Linked DNA regions of Homo sapiens: region 1 is linked to region 2. A link is a loop called in an ENCODE intact Hi-C map of the cell type or tissue named here. Cell type or tissue: K562. All regions are shown on one strand.

The links. Hi-C counts contacts between places; a loop is a spot of excess contacts. Peaks named below come from ENCODE experiments on the same cell type or tissue, not always from the same donor. Only the 100,000 strongest peaks of a DNase experiment are listed, where the experiment ranks them.
Region 1: it touches region 2 in a loop (20-fold over the local background); 52 of 110 quality-filtered maps call a loop at or near these places.

What each region holds. Positions count from the first base shown.
Region 1 is chr3:134,208,165-134,216,164 of GRCh38, reverse strand. It overlaps RYK (receptor like tyrosine kinase), which reads left to right. Exons shown (of 15, transcript NM_002958.4): 3 at 4,558-4,657; 4 at 6,336-6,470. Among named protein-coding and RNA genes, the nearest start is that of RYK, 39 kb to the left of the region's middle. In K562, CTCF peaks have their summits at 3,078 (motif pointing left) and 4,151 (motif pointing right); DNase peaks (open chromatin) are centred at 3,064 and 4,164.
Region 2 is chr3:133,926,959-133,934,958 of GRCh38, reverse strand. SLCO2A1 (solute carrier organic anion transporter family member 2A1) reads left to right here. Exons shown (of 14, transcript NM_005630.3): 14 at 129-2,258. The coding sequence ends at 246. C3orf36 (chromosome 3 putative open reading frame 36) reads left to right here and starts at 5,147. Exons shown (of 1, transcript NR_161373.1): 1 at 5,147-6,814. RefSeq lists a silencer at 6,989-7,518. In K562, CTCF peaks have their summits at 4,411 (motif pointing left) and 7,225 (motif pointing right); DNase peaks (open chromatin) are centred at 4,398 and 7,268; H3K4me3 peaks cover 829 bases; H3K27me3 peaks cover 3,435 bases.

The DNA of each region.
Region 1 (8,000 bases), 280 kb before region 2:
TGTTTCCAAGTAAGGGAACATAAGCAAAAATGTTTATTTTTCAGTTTATTCAAATGTTGATATTTTTGGTAATTTGTTTCTTTTTTTTTCCTTTCCTTTTATTTTCTTTTTCTTTTTCTTTTTTTTTTTGAGACTGAGTCTCACTCTGTCACCCACACTGGCGTGCAGTGGTGCGATCTTGGCTCACTACATCCTCCGCCCCCCAGGTTCAAGTGATTCTCCTGCCTTAGCCTCCGAGTAGCCGAGTAGCATGTGCCCACCACCATGCCCACCTAATTTTTGTATTTTTAGTAGAGACGGGGTTTTACCGTGTTGGCCAGGCTGGTCTTGAACTCCTGGCCTCAAGTGATCCACCTGCATTGACCTCCCAGAATGCTGGGATTACAGGTGTGAGCCACCACGCCTAGCCTGTAGTTTCTTTTCTGAAGTATTTTGGCTCACTCTACATTCTGATAAACAACTGCTGTTCAAATTTCTTTGTCCCAGTAGACTGTACATTTAACTTTTGAGCAGATCTGTTTCTTTAAAGGATGATTGGCAAGTGAGAGTCCTTACAGATCGATACATGCCAAACTAGAGAAAATTGGACTTCAATAATTGGCAATTTCTTCTCTAATCCCAGAAACTGCAGTTTTAAAATTTATATCTTAAAGACTGCAGAGGGAAAAGAGAACTACCTTGTGAATGCCTCCCATTTTTAGACAGTTCCTCAAAAAAGGAGCCAGCAAGGAGGCTTCCACAGTTTCATGCTTCATATTCCTCTAAGCTGCTGATAGGACCAAAGGGGCTGCCTTCTCAAATCTCCTCCTCAGCCCTTTGCACCTCTCCCTGTGCCCTCATTGGCCAGCTACACTCACAGCCTCATTTCCTTCCCTTCTCTCCTCCTTTTCACCTTGCCACACTGAGATGCTCAGGCGCCAGTCTTAGCTGCTTTTTTAACTGCAGTTATGGCCCTGGACCCCTTTGCCAGGCCCTCTCTGCTTACTTTGGGGTTCTGGTCTCTGGTCTGCTCCTTCTCTCCTTGTGATAACTGAGACCTAGAATAAAGGAGACAGCAAGTTTCTGGGGAAATAGTAAGTGTGGCTTTGAATTTGTTAAGTTGGAAGGCTGTAGGATAATTAGATAGAATTGCCTAGTAGGTAATTGGACACTTGAGAGGGATTGAAGGTAAAAGAGAGTGAGAGAAATTGACGATTAAGATATCCCATCAGTGGTGAAATGGGCTAGAACCCTAGTGTACTAGGATTGAAGGATTTACATTTGGAGAGGAAAATGGACCTTTCCTTGGGACTAGAATGAAAAGAATAGATGCTCTAATAGATCTGCCGGGGTGTTGAAAAGAAAGGCAGAAATGGGGTTCCTCTGTACTAGTGGAAAGGGACAAAAACATTGAGTGTGAGGAGGTGGGGAAGGCCTGTAAGGTTGGAATAAGACGAGGGAAAAGAGGGTCAGTGAGGAAGGGATTGCTGAGTAGAACTAAGGGCCTCCCCTGAGACTGGAGGTCATTGTTGTGTAAGAGCTCCTTTTCTGTAGGATGGATTTCCTTCAGCAGTGCTGAGCAGCAGGAGTAGAGTAAGAAGGGGTGGTCAGGATGCTAGAGCTGCCCTTTGAGGGTTTGGAAGGAGTCAACCAGCTGAAGGTGCCAATATGACTGTCAGTAATGTTGCCTTCTTTAGGGCTTGGGCTGTGGAGAACATGAAACTAGGTGTTCACGGCTATACTGGAGAGAAGGGAAGTGGCTTTAACTGGCTGCTGCATCCTGCTATGAACACAGCACCTGGCTCATAAATGTGCCTCATAAATGTTGGCTGACTTGGAGTGATGGAATCAGAGAACTAGTTTTGTAGGAATCAGAGGTGGTGATGGGATCTTTGATAGAATGGCATTTTTGCATTTGTTTTGGTAGTGAAGTAATTCTTTAGCGTGTCAGGATATTGAATACTGAATATTGAAGCCAGGGAGAACATGGCAGGAGACCAAGGCCTCTGCAAGTCCTGTGTGGCTTATTGGTGTTGATGGCATGAGAAGTAGCCATTATGAGTAGAAGCTGTGAGCTTCGGCCGGGCGCGGTGGCTCACACCTGTAATCTCAGCAATGTGGGAGGCCAAGACAGGTGGATCACTTGGGGCCAGGAGTTCGAGACCATCCTGGCCAACATGGTGAAATCTCGTCTCTACTAAAAATACAAAAATTAGCTGGGCATAGTGGCGTGTGCCTGTAGTCCCACCAGCTACTCGGGAGGCTGAGGCAGGAGAATCGCTTGAACCCAGGAGGTGGAGGTTGCAGCGAGCCGATATCACGCCACTGCACTCCAGCCTGGGTGACAGAGTGAGACTCGGTCTCAAAAAAAGAAGTTATAAACTTCAAAGTAGAGGGGATTTGCATGAGGGCATGAGGAAGGGATGTCTGGGAAGGACCTAGTGATCCTAAAGAGTGCCGACCCTACTGTCTAGGCCCTGAGGGTCAGGTGTTGTAGGAACTGAATGATAGGAAGGGGAACAGATGACTTCTGAGGAAAGCCAGGTTGTGGGAGAAGGTGGGAAGACATTTGTGAAGAGGCAGAGAGTGTAGGAGGCTGTTCTGAATAGGGAGGTTCTCAGAATGGGGAAAAAACAGAAGGCCTGCAACAGTGTTCTTGACAGACCCAGGAGGGTTTGTGTCAGAATCCCTGGGGCCAGCAGTGGGCTGATGATTATGGAGAAGTGCAGCATGGCAATAAGGTAGCTGTTCTGGAATGACTGCTGATGCTGCTGATGTCAGAGGAGACTTGTGCCAGGCTAACAGTATGTATTGCATTAATGATCTTATTTGATCCTCATAACATGTATTACCCTTATTTTACAAAATATGGAAACTCAGAGAAGTTACAAATTTACCTAAGAGTCACATGGTCTCATGGTTCCAAACCCAGTTCTTGCTGGCGGTGCTGATTTCTTTTGTGCACCTACCCTTCATGTATGGTCCTGTTCAGAGATAGCATCGGTGTAGGGATGTATAATGCATTCTTTGATGTATTGCTGGAGAGCTTGCTCATTCCCTGCCCAAACTTGCTTGGCTGTGGCTCTCTAGCACCCCCTGGTGGCAGCAATGGTATTGTGATATGCTAAGGTGAATGTGAACACTTCCTAGCCAAGGTACCTCGAAGTCACTGATGTGCTGCAGCAAGAACATTTCCTTTGTTGGGAATGTGGCACTTATCAAACACAGCCTTTAACAGTTGTTTACGTACCTATCTTAACTGCAAAGGAAGAGTTTAATGTTTGCATACCCCTACAGTGTTTAGCTAAGACACTTTAAATAGAGTGTGAAAGGAGAAACCCCAAGGGGAATCAAATTCTGGACTGAGCCCTTCTTATTCATGGGTAACAACGCCTTCCACCTTAGCCCAAGCGTAAGGGCCATCCCTTCCCTTATATCTGGGATGATACTCTTTCCCTCTTTTCTTTCATCTTTATTATGTACCATTTCGTTAGCTTTTTTCACTAGCATATATACATATTTGAATATCTCATCTAAAAACAAAGAAAAGCTTTGGAACACCCCCCACTTCACCATCTGTCTCCCATTCTTCTAGTTAAGTTTCTTGAAGAATGGTTTATCGAACATCTTTCTTCTCACTCTTTTCCCAACCTGCTGCCTCGTGGCTCTGCAAATCTCAGTCTGCCACCAATGATACCTTTTGTGACCACTGAATGAGAGAGGGATACCATAGTTATCAAGAACCTGTGGGCAGGGCAGAGAGTGATGTGAACTGTAGGGCTTCATTGAAAGTCTTGATGCTGGCAGCCATTCTGAATTTCAGCTATTGCTTTGCAGTTTGAGCTGCTTCTTTCATGAACTCTCCATAGCAACAGAGCCTTAATTATTGATGCTGATTGGTTCTGTTAAGCCACATTGGGTAGGCCAAGTATTGATAGATAACATTGGTGTTTTAGAGACATCTCATGGGTTGCCTGTCTTCCCTTCTGGATTCTGAATCACTTAAGAAGTAGATCCAGAGGTCAAATGGGGATCTAAACATGAACTTTCTTTTTGGTGAGAGCAAGACTAGAGGATGTGACTTAGATATTCTATGAGAAATCTACCTTGGAATCTGCTTATTGTGTGAGTGGGTCTGCAGAGCAGACCTTCCTCCACCAGCCACAAGGAGGCCCTCCGAGCTTGGCTTTCATTTATCAACCAGAGAAGGCATTGGTAGCTATTTATGGTCTGTCAGTTACATATCTCACCGCTTTGGTTCTTCATATCTGGCTCTCCATGGCCTCTCTGTCAGTGCTGCATAGTTCTCAGCAGGATTTCTGACCCTAGATGGCAGGTTTTATGGAAGAGTGGTGGTCCTGTTGTGGACTTAAAATAGAGGGTGGCTTACTTGGTTGAATTTTTATCCAATTGAAAATTCTTAGGACTGTTTCTGACAATTTGCATTTTTTTATAGCTAGATTATTTGTACATATGAAAGGCTCATCCATTGATTAATGAGCCAATTAATGAAGTCAAGCTGATAGTATCCTTCTTGTTATCACAGGTCCATTTTGTTTATTTTTGTCTATTTTACAGGTTGAATATAAGCTGGGATTCCAAGTGGACAATGTTTTGGCAATGGATATGCCCCAGGTCAACATTTCTGTTCAGGGGGAAGTTCCACGCACTTTATCAGGTAAGTAAGAGTCTTCAAAGACAGAGTTAACATACTTTTTCAACTGCATCCCCTATGGCCCCAAAACAGAAGTTTACTGATGTGTAGTGTGTATTACTTGATAGGCATAAGATGTATGAGTACTGTGAAAAGTAATTTTTGTAAATATTTGCACTGTGTTCTTAAACCATTCTCTCTTTTCTGTCCTTCTGGAACTCTCTGTGCTCCGCCCTCCCTGTCTCTTTTTCTGCATTGCTGGTACTTACCTCCACATGAGTCCCTGTGCCTGATCTTGTTTCCCTTTGATTAGGCACCACATTTCACCCTGTGGCCCAGATGATCTTTGCACGGTCATGTTTGACCCTGTGACGTGAAGCCCATCAGTGCTCTCCACTCCCATCAACTGAACATTCCAGACTCACCACCTTGTGTCCTGGATCCTTTACCATCTGCCCCTGCCTGCCTGTCTAGCCTTGTTGCTGCACTTGCCCCAGAGTTGTAGCAGTTCCAGACTACATGCAGTTCTGATCTTCAAGCCTTTGCATGTGCTGGTCTCAGTATTTGGGATCATCTTTTCCTCTTTCTGCTCGTGAACTCCTTTCTATTCATCCTACTCATTCTGCAAGACTCAAGATCTGCACTGTCTTTTTTCTGCCACCTTCTCTTCTTTCATTTGTTAACTTCTATTCTTCCTACCCCTTAGAACCTTATATTTAACTGTTTTTGCACTGATTACATATCTAGCAATTCCCTTGATGCATAGCATAGAGTATGGTGCAGGATAGGCACTCAGTACAGTCTGAGTAAATGAATAAGTGTATTATTTACACCAATTTAACTGCTTTTGAGCTAACTTCTTAGGCTCTTGAAGTTGTGGTATTTGTAAGAAATGGATATTTTTAAAAATTGAAAGTATCAGCCACAATAGTGTTGTGAAACTTTTTCTGGCAGTCATATTCACTGTTATCAGTGACATACATTAAGCTTAAATAAAGCACAGGAGGGCTGCTTAAATTTTTATGGGCAGTAAAGGAATTTAGAAATGCCCATATCTTTAATGCAGTCATACAGATGGTAGAATGATAGGTTTTAAATTTGTAGGAAAAGAATCTTAAAGATTGGGGAAAAAAATTATATGCACTGAAGTCTGTTATCCCATTGTTACAATTATGGATTAAAATCAATTTCTGTTGAGAAAGGTGATAGCTGACAATTTATCAGATTCATTTACAGGTTTATATTTAATCTTTTTATTAAGAGCAGACATACTTGCATTTTGGTAGTGAGTTGTCTTTCCATTTGATCATGTAATTTCTGTTGTTACTATTGCTGATGTGTCTGTTAAGGTTTGCCTTATGATCCTTCAGTTTTAGTGTACTGGAATAGCAGGACTTATGAGACAAAGTGGTGTATTAAAAACAATGAGCAGAAGTTGAAAACAATTATCTCTTCATTGATGTCTTGGTTTGTTCTTTAATACTAACTTTTATATCCATAATGAATTAAATGCTTAATGTCTAGAGGTGTGGTAGTCTGAAGATCTCTAAAAACTTTTGTTTAGTTACTTTATTTAAATGTATTACTTTTAGTTTTCTTGCAGCAAAAATAAGTAATTCTAAAATGTTTAAAAGAATCATTTTGGGGCATTAATGTTGATTTTTAGAAAATGTAAAATATTTTTCTTATCTTTTTTAAACAGTGTTTCGGGTAGAGCTTTCCTGTACTGGCAAAGTAGATTCTGAAGTTATGATACTAATGCAGCTCAACTTGACAGTAAATTCTTCAAAAAATTTTACCGTCTTAAATTTTAAACGAAGGAAAATGTGCTACAAAAGTAAGGAATTTATTTACCAAAATATGTTTTACATGTATGTGAGAAGGTGAAAAATAGAGTTTGTTGTTTTTTCACAGATTTAAGTATGTCCAACTCATGATTATAGTTGCAAGTGAGAAAAGAGCACTGGCAGGTGAAGTTTTGAGATAATCCCAGATGGTTGGTAGCCAAGAATCTCACTCAGGCCTCATTCAGTCCATGCTTTCTCAAATCTTTTGTCAGAATTGCTAAGATGTTTTCCATTAGGAATAGTGCTAAAATGGTTGAAGAGGTAAAGAAATAAGAAAAATCTGTTGGGACTTCTGAGTAACTATGTTAACTGTGTTTCCCTTATCAAGTTACTTTTATGCAGAAGCATTGCTCTCGGGTGAGATAGACCTGGGTTGGAATGGCAGCTCTGCTCTTTTCAGGATATTGATACAAGTTACTTAACCTCTCTGAGGCTTAGTTTTTTCATCTGTAAAATGGGCATAATACCTGTTTCAGAGGTTTGTTGTTTTTTACGGTTCATTAAATCTAGCCTAAAACTTAGAATACCGTATGTGGGTACTTAGCAAAGTTAGTTCTTTTTGGTTTTGAATTATCTGTTACTGAAGAAATCGAGTGGATATGAAAGAGTTCCAGCATGCTAGGTCATAAATCAAAGAATTTTAGAGTTCTCCTTACAAGTTTAGTCCAACCCACTCACTGTAAGTTCCACAAAGCTACAGTGACCCAAATTTACAAGGTCACGTAGGTAGAATTGGTTAGTATCTAAGATGGGGGGGGGAAATATACTTTAAAAAAACCTCGCAAACCCTCAGTGCTTACTGTGTTCTAAGTGCTTGATAGGTATTACACCTGTTTAATCCCTACAGCAACCCTAGGCAATGGGTTCTCTCATTGTCTTCATTTTCAGAAAAGGAAGCTGAGCTTCAGAGAATCTAGCTTGTCAAGATCAGATAGCTAAGTGGTGCAGCTAGGATGCAGACCTGTTCTCTCAGCCTCTTTGTTAAACTTTCTTTTAATAAATTTCCCAATTGAAATCAGTGCTGAGTGTTATGAAAACACCTAAGGCCAACAAGTGAGTTGAATTGGCTAATGTCTGGGTACATGCCAATAAAAAAGCTGCACTACATTTGAATAGACATTTTAAGAAAGAAGAGTTAGCATCTTTCAGCTTTAGTGTTTTGGTACAATTTTCAGTTCTACTATATTCAGTTATATACCAACTTCCATGTAATGTTAAAGACAAAGGAGATTTCAGAGACTCTCTACTCCAATGTAGTCATTATATATTTGATATAAGGAGATTGGACCCTTGGCCACCTAGGCTACCACAGCTAGCCAGTGAGGAGTGTAAAACATTCAGTTCCTTATCCTCAGAGAGATGGGCATGACTGTACCATGGTGCTTCATCTGTTACTCTTAAGTAAGGCAGAATGATAACCAGACATGGTGTGGCCTCTGGATCCCACCAGTGCTAATATCTGCTAAGGTTAATGATCAGCTGATACTCAAAATGGTCACATACTTTCTCCATTTTCTTTA
Region 2 (8,000 bases):
ACCTGGATGGTGCCCACACCTTCCGCGGGCCAGCGTGGGAATGATGTGGTTCTTCCCAGTGGTCCTGGCCCTGGGATGTGGGCTGCAGAGCCCCCTCCCTCACCAGTCCTGCCTCCTCCTGCCCACAGGTACCTGGGCCTGCAGATGGGCTACAAGGCGCTGGGCATGCTGCTGCTTTGCTTCATCAGCTGGAGGGTGAAGAAGAACAAGGAGTACAACGTGCAGAAGGCGGCAGGCCTCATCTGACCCCACCCTGGGCCACTGCCCTGCTCCAGAGAGTGGACCTTGACTCTTCCACACCTGCCTATACTCACTAATGTTAACACGTCATTTCCTTTTTGTATTTTTAAACAAGAAAGAAAACCCCAGTCCTCATTTGCCTTCCCTACCTCTTCCTCCCAGAGTCCTCCCCACAGTTCCTAAGGGCCACTGTGTACCCGGGCTGTGTGGGCCAGAACTGGGGGGCTGAGTCTTCCCTGGCCCCTTGGAAGAGGCCCCCAGATGCCCAGGCTCACTTCAGTGTTGAGTCCTCCATTGAGGATGCCCACTGAGGCAGCCAGGCCCCTCACCAGCCCTGGGGGGAATCCTAAACAGAGAGAGAAAAAGGGTATCTGCCCTTCTTGCCAGGCAGCTCCACTCTCCCGCTGACTGCCCACACCCTGCAGAGTGGCAGGGGTGAAAGGAAGAAGGAAGTGGCTGAGTTATTAATAGCCAGAGCCACTGGGAGACTGGGGAGACTGGCTGTAACCCCCTTCACACCTGGGTTTGGCATCAGCACAGACTACGGGAGGGGCTGGCTCCCTCCCCCTCAGACCCTCACTTCCTGTACCTAGAGGCCATTCTGGATGCTGCCATGTTGGGAAGTACAGTCTCTGCCCATTACCTGCATGCAGGCACCAGAGCAGGGACTGAGAAACCCCAAGGATGGGTCATCTAAGTGCTGTCCATATGAACCCTGGACTTTCTGTCCTTAGATCCTCACATGTTATCCCTGTCTTTCTGGGGTACGTTTCAAACTGAGGAAGCTACAACACAGTGAAGACCCAAGGAAGGCCTATGAAAAGGTCCTGATGCCCAACCTCCCACCCCTTCAATGTGGGGACGAGACCCCCTCATCTCAGAGTAATGGGAAGAACCTCCCACATCTCCCTGGCAGCAGATGAGGTGGCTTCACATGCACTTCCCTGTCTGGACTTCAGCCCGTATTCCGAGGAGTAGAGAGGCAGAAGAGATGTCAGCAAAGCAAGTGATGAAGCAGAGTGGATGTCCACTGTCACCAAGCTGGATGGCAAGCTGCGGCCCACAAAACAGCCAGTCAGGTTGGCTTTCCTGGTTTCAGACATGCTCATACCATTCCCATTTTCTCAGCCTCTTCTCACTGCCTCCAGAGAGGTGGGTGCCTGGGTTGAGAGACACAGCTGCTACGTGATAGATGTTGAGAGACAGAAGCCAACGAAGGAGGTCATTCATCAACAAATATATTTATTGGAGACCGACTTTGTGCAAAGCAATGCTAATCAGGGTTCTCCATGGAGCTTCCCTCAGCTCTTACCTCACCTCCCTCCATTTACATTAGGGCCTTCTCCCAGGGTGTGCTCGGTGGGCAGTGTGGGACTGGGGGTGTGGGAGTTGGTGAGAGCAGGAGGAGAGGTGGGGACAGCAAGAAGCCACAGATTGGCATGAAGGATCCTGACCTGACTATCCATGCCATCCATGGCCCCCAGACTGACTCTGCACCTGGCCCTTTGCCAGACAGCTCTGTCTCCCCATGTCCTCTGGAACAGCTGGGCATGGGTCATGGCCATTCATGACCCTTAAGTGCCACCCTTCTTGGAAGACCCCCTCCAGAAGCATACTGGAAGCCACCTCTGGAAAAGCCTCATATGGTGATATGCCAAAATATTTATGTCAATGTCCAAACAAAGTCCAATGCCATGAGACTGAAGTCTTTGTGGAAACCACTGTTACAGACAAGCTTATTTCCAAAGCCACCTCATTTCCAAACATCTCACTCAGGAAGGGAGGCTCAATGTAACCTCAGGGGCCAGTTTTAGCATTTGAAATGGTTCTGCTTGGAAAATGATGCCCTGCAACTAACCCTGGTCTTTCCCATGGCAATTTAACCACATTTGGAAGGCACTGCCTTCAGCTGAGTTTATGAACAATGAATGCCAACCTTCAGGTTCTAGAAGATTGGTTGCACTCCCAAACCTTTATTCTATTATATTACTATTAAAATATTCTAATTTTGCTATTGAGGTAACTTGGTCATGAATTTATGTTGTCATATACATCTGTCAGAGAACAGACAGCACCTGCACTTTTTAATTTTATTTTATTTTTATTTGTATTTTATTTTTGAGATGGAGTCTTGCTCTGTCACCCAGGCTGGAGTGCAGTGGCACAATCTTGGCTCACTGCAACCTCTGCCTCCTTGGTTCAAGCGATTCTCCTGCCTCAGCCTCCAGAGTAACTGGGATTACAGGCCTGCGCCACCACACCTGGCTAATTTTTGTACTTTTAGTAGAGACAGGGTTTCACCATGTTGGCCAGGCTGGTCTCAAACTCCTGACCTCAAGTGATCCTCCCGCCTCAGCCTCCCAAAGTGTTGGGATTACAGGCATGAGCCACTGCGCCCTGCCGGCACCTGCATCTTGTAAACAGAGGAAGTGCTCATGACATAGACCCCAGGGGCCCATGGCCATGGAGATTAGAGGTAATGCAACTGTCAACCCATTAGCCTGGTATCAGGCAAGTACCAGACACTGCTTATTCCTTCAGTGAAGTTCTGCTGGGCTCTGAGAAGGCCGCATCACTGCTCTTGGGTTTATATCCAGAAGCGGAGCTGGACGCAAACAGCTATGTCCATGGCACAAAACAGAATTAATATCATAATCAAATTGATCACATGGTCACAACCAGTACTACTACTCCCAAGAAAATCTTTCTTTTCAGCTGTCAGCAGGGAATATAATAGTGTCACTTTCATTTCACTTCTAGAGCAAAGCTTAACAAACTTTCTTGAGTGTGTGACACTCACAGAGGATGCAAATTCCCAACACCCTCCACCCAGCCCCAGCGTCTACTTCTGTGGGTCTAATGGGGACCCAGGAATGGCTCTTTTAACGGCCCCCTCATGAGATTGATGTGGGTAGTTCCCAAATCCTGTGAGGTGGGCTGTCAGTGCAATAGAGCCTGGGGTATGCCCATTTGTGCTTAGGCCACTGAGAAATTTACAGGCTCGATAGGCCTTTGGTATGTTCAAAGGTGAGTGAAGGATAACAAGGTGAAGAGATGCCTGTGAATCTGATTTTTTGGATGGCTGCAACTAAGAGTCAATGGGCATGAAAAACAATCCAAGAGCTCACATTTATATGAGGCCCTTATCAGTACTGAGAGAGACATTCTCACTTCACAAGCTTGGATGTGCAAAAAGAAAAAAATCACTTATTTCTTTAAATCAGTTATTGATTTCAAACCCCCCATCCTACTGTCTGGCTGGAAATTCAATATCAACCATGCTTGGGTCTGGCTCCTAGAGCCATCTGAAGGTCCTTGGATGCCTACGCATTCAAGGGTGCCATTGTGGGTCTTTGGTCCCTTTCCCATTTGAGGCTGTTTAATGGCCCTGCTTCTCACCTGAGCCTGGAAACCCTACAAAGCCGAGACCCCAGGGTTAGGCCCACCTCCCTGTGCACACTCGCGGCTATGCCCTCTCCCGGCCCCAGTCCTAGGAAGCCCACTCCTCTGCACCACTCCCTCTCCCTACAGAATCCCGCTCCTCAAGGGCTGAACAAAAAAGCCGGAAAAGGAAGAGTGTGCAGGAACCTTTTTTATTCAATCCTTCTTTTACCCTTCTTGGAAAAAGCGCAAATACAGTGATAACTAAATACCGTATCTCTATCAATTATCCTTTGGCCCAAAGCCCTTTGGGGTGATCCTCCATGATGGATGCCCCATGTAAAGGTGAGGAATCTGATCCCGAGGAAGCAACCATTGTGGCCAATTTCACATAGATAATAGCTGGCCAGGTCTAGACTCAAACCAGGCTGTCCACTTCTCTCTGGTCCAGCCCAATTGCCCCAGCTGAGTCATTCTGAAGAGTCAGCATGGACTAAAATGGTGGGGAGGCCCCTCTTTTCCCACTGATGTTCACTGGCCCATGGGAGGGAAGTGGGGGAATCTCTTGAGGGCCATTAAGGTGGGTAACAAAGGCAAAAGAACCAGGTAACAGTTCATTTACTTACCTTCTATTCAACTAGCAACAACATCACAACTATTCATTAAACAGGGCCAATTTATCCCTATAGCACCATGAGTTAAAGAGAGTTGTGGAGAAAAGAGACAAAGAGGGAAGGGTTTTGAGAAGAAAAGGCCCTGAGAATCCTGCACACAGACCTTCAAGGGAACAGCTCCATCTGGTGACTGCTTAGCAGATTCTTGCTCAAGAAACAAAGCCATATTGTGATTTTATTCAACCACTCTCAAAGATGGAGAGATACAGTTAAGCTGGAGGCTGAAGCCAGTCAGTATCAAATTGATACTAAAATATTATATTGCAGCAAATCCAGAAGAAATACATCCTATCTTTCGCAACCACAGGAAGTAAATACCTGGAAGAAAGGTCCATCTCCTGCCAGTAGCACCAGACACCAGATTCATTATAACCTTTCATCAGAGATTAAATATGGAAACAGATCCTGGAAAAGCCCTTGGCAAATCATAAATGAGAGGAAGTTTTTCTCCATGGCATACCCTGGCCATTCCTCCACTCTCCAGCCACATCATGTCTCCAGCCCTGCTACAACTTGACAGCAATAATAATAACTAAAATGTGCACAGATCTTTACAGTTTACCAAGCCATTAACCCATTTAAAACACTTCTTTAATCAGTAAATCAGTGGGGAAAGGCTTGGCTATGCTGTGGTAACAAACCTCTCGAATCTTAGTCACTTGACACAACAAAAGATGGTATCTCGCTCACAGAACCTGTGGTGATCTGGGTGACTCTCAGGTCAGTGGCTCAGTAGTGCCCCTCTGCCTGCTCAGGGCCTGGAGGATTGGCCTGAGAGCCCCCCCAACCAGTGTCTCAGTAACTCAGACTGTTTGGAACCTGAGGTACCTCCATTTCATTATAAGCTGCCATGATGGATGGGGCAGGGGAAGAAAGTCCTGGAAGATCCCGCACTGCTAAGCAATGCTTTGTCCCAAAGTAACGCTCTTCACTCTGCTCCCAGCCTAGCTGCCGCAAGAGCGGAACAGAATATTCTGTGTGCTCAGGAGAAGAAAAGAGCAGATATGGTTGAGCACTAAAACCCTCTACTGTGGGTAGTGAACCTAGGTGGACACAGTTGCTCACCGGGACACTTAAACCAGCTTTGCGGGGCTGTCGGGGTTGGGAAGCACAGTCTGGAAAGATTTCCCAATGGAGGAAGCACCAATTGTGGGTCCCTGAAGCTGAGGGGATGATGCCCAGGCAAGGCCGAGGCAGTCTGCAGAGGGCTGGGGAGGTGGGAAAGACGATTTTGCTCAGAGGAGGCAGAGATGGGGTGGTGGCTGAGAGAGATGCAGGGTCAAGGAAAGGATGGCTTCAGAGAGGAGAGATTTGCTGGGGCAAAAGGCCACAGGATGGGGAGGCTGCGGGGTCCAAGAGGACAGCTGATGGAGCGAGACCCTGCAGGCAAGGAGGAGATGGGGTGACTCATGGCAGAATCGCACCAGAGTTCCCACAGCCCTGTGCGGCCACTATGACTAGTCCCATCCTGTACATGGAGAAAACGAGGCTCCTTCCAGTTGTCCCTCACGCCTCCCTTGATTTATGTACTACCTGATGTGTATAAGGACAGGTGGTGACAAACACATGGTCCCTACCCTTCAAGGACATATAATCCAGAGCTAAGACAAGACCTTAACACAGGGCAAAGTACTATGCTCTGAGTTCATTTGATGAGCGATGGGAGAACGGGCTTGATCCTAGCCATGCGGGAGAGACTGGAATTCAAGAGAGTCAAATGTGCTGGGAAAGACTTTCTGGGCAAAAGGAATAAGCAAAGGTGTGCAAAGGTAAGGAAGCAGGAAACCTTTGCACATCTTGAGAACTCGCCGGCCAGAGGCCTGTGAAGGAGCGCAGTGGTCAGGCAGGAGAGGCAGTCGGATGCAGGCTGAGACCATCCTGGAGGGTCTTGAGGCTGGCTTACCCCAGGCTGTGAGTAGTGGGCTCAGCCTAGTCCCGGCTCCTGGGTTAGTGCTCACGTGTCTCTCTGCCCCCTCAGGGCCTGGAGGAATGGCCTTAGAGCCCCCACCAACCACGCTCAGGAAGGCATTCCTAGCTCAGAGTACCCTCCTGGAGTCTACACTGGAAGGGGCTCCTGAGTGGGCCGCGCCACACCCCGAGGAGCAGAGGCGCAGTCCTCCCGCGTGCTCCCAGCACACTCCACCCCTACCCAGCACACCCACGGGGCCCCCACCTTGCTCACCTGGGGGGAACCACCCACTCTGCGCCCTCTCAGGGAGAGGTGGTGGCCGCTGCTCTATCCCCTCCCTCTCTTCCTCTTCCACCTTCTCTCTCTTCTCATCTGGGTGCTGGAACCCAAGGGTGAAACTGAGAGTCAGAAAGTCTCAGTCTCAAGGCAGAGCGGGGCAACTAATTTAAAACGGCTTCTACTCCGGCCCCCAGTGTGACTAATCTCCTTCTCTTCGCTCCACAGGTCTATAAATGGGCCACAGTAGGCACCCCTTTTTAAATCTGTAAAATCCCCAAATCCATTAAAAGTGACTTCAGAGGTCCCAGATAGGGACCAACATTTGTTTAAACCTTTTCCTCATTACATCTCATGACCGCCAGCTTACAAAAGAGAGACTGGGGGTTCTGGATGAGACGTATGCAATCCCTGAGTCCACCTTGGAAAGGACAGAGGCAGGTGTCACACCGTTCCTCTTTGACCCGAATCGCTTGAATCCCAGAGTTTCAACAGCTCAGGTGGGTTGAAGGCTCAGAATGTACCAGACATCCGAAGCGCTTTACATACATTTGCTCCTTGAATCTTCACGACAGCCCTGTGAGATGCAATAATCATGCCATTCCACAGACGAGGAAACGGGCCCAGGGGACTGCGGTCTCGGCTCCTTTCCTCTGGCTTTCTCAGAAAAGGCGCGGAGGCCCCCGCCGGGTGGGCGAGGCGGGGTGGGCGGCCCCTTGCGCCCTGGAGTCGCATTCCGCCACCAGGGGGCGCCGCCCCTCCGCCGCGGCCCGGGGAAGCCACCCGCGGAGGCGCCACGCCCAGCCCGCCCACGGGACGCCCCCGCGGCCCCACAGCCAGCCGGGCGGGACTCCACCACCCGGCTCAGCGCGCCTCCGATAGCCCGCTTCCCCGCCGGGGCGCCCTCGGGCCTGCGGGGCTCCCCGCGCCCACCGCACGCACGCACGCACGCCTTCCCCTACTCGGAGGGCCCGGCGGCTGAGCCCACCGGCGCCTGCTCACGGGACACAGCCTCGAGAAAACTTCCTCTCTGACTGCCCGCGATAAAGCACCGTTTAGTCTATTTATGTTTTCTGCACGAAAGTGTATTAAACACGTTAGAGAACAAGAGGAGTAGAGAGTAAGGTGCCACGAGGCACCGAGAGGGCCCGCGGGAACACACGGCTTCCTCAGGCTCTCTGACCGGCCGTGAGCAGGGTGGTCCCCGGCCGCATTGTGGGGCCATTCGCACCCAGAAGCTGTCAGCCTCCCCACTGCGTCACTGGCACCATCTGGGAACCATTATTCAGCCACTGCAGGGGGCTAGGTAGCCTCTGCTTCCTCCTTCCAATTCCCAAAACCTTCACCACAGCACCTCCTGGGGCCTGGCCCCGAGATAGGCTTGCATGTCGGAAAGAAACTGTTGTCAGCATTCCAGGCACTGTCCACCCCGGGAAAGGGGCAGGTACCCATCCCGTCACAGACTCAGGTACCCGGGCAAGCCGGGCACCAGGCCTATAGAGGTGAACAAGACAAACAGA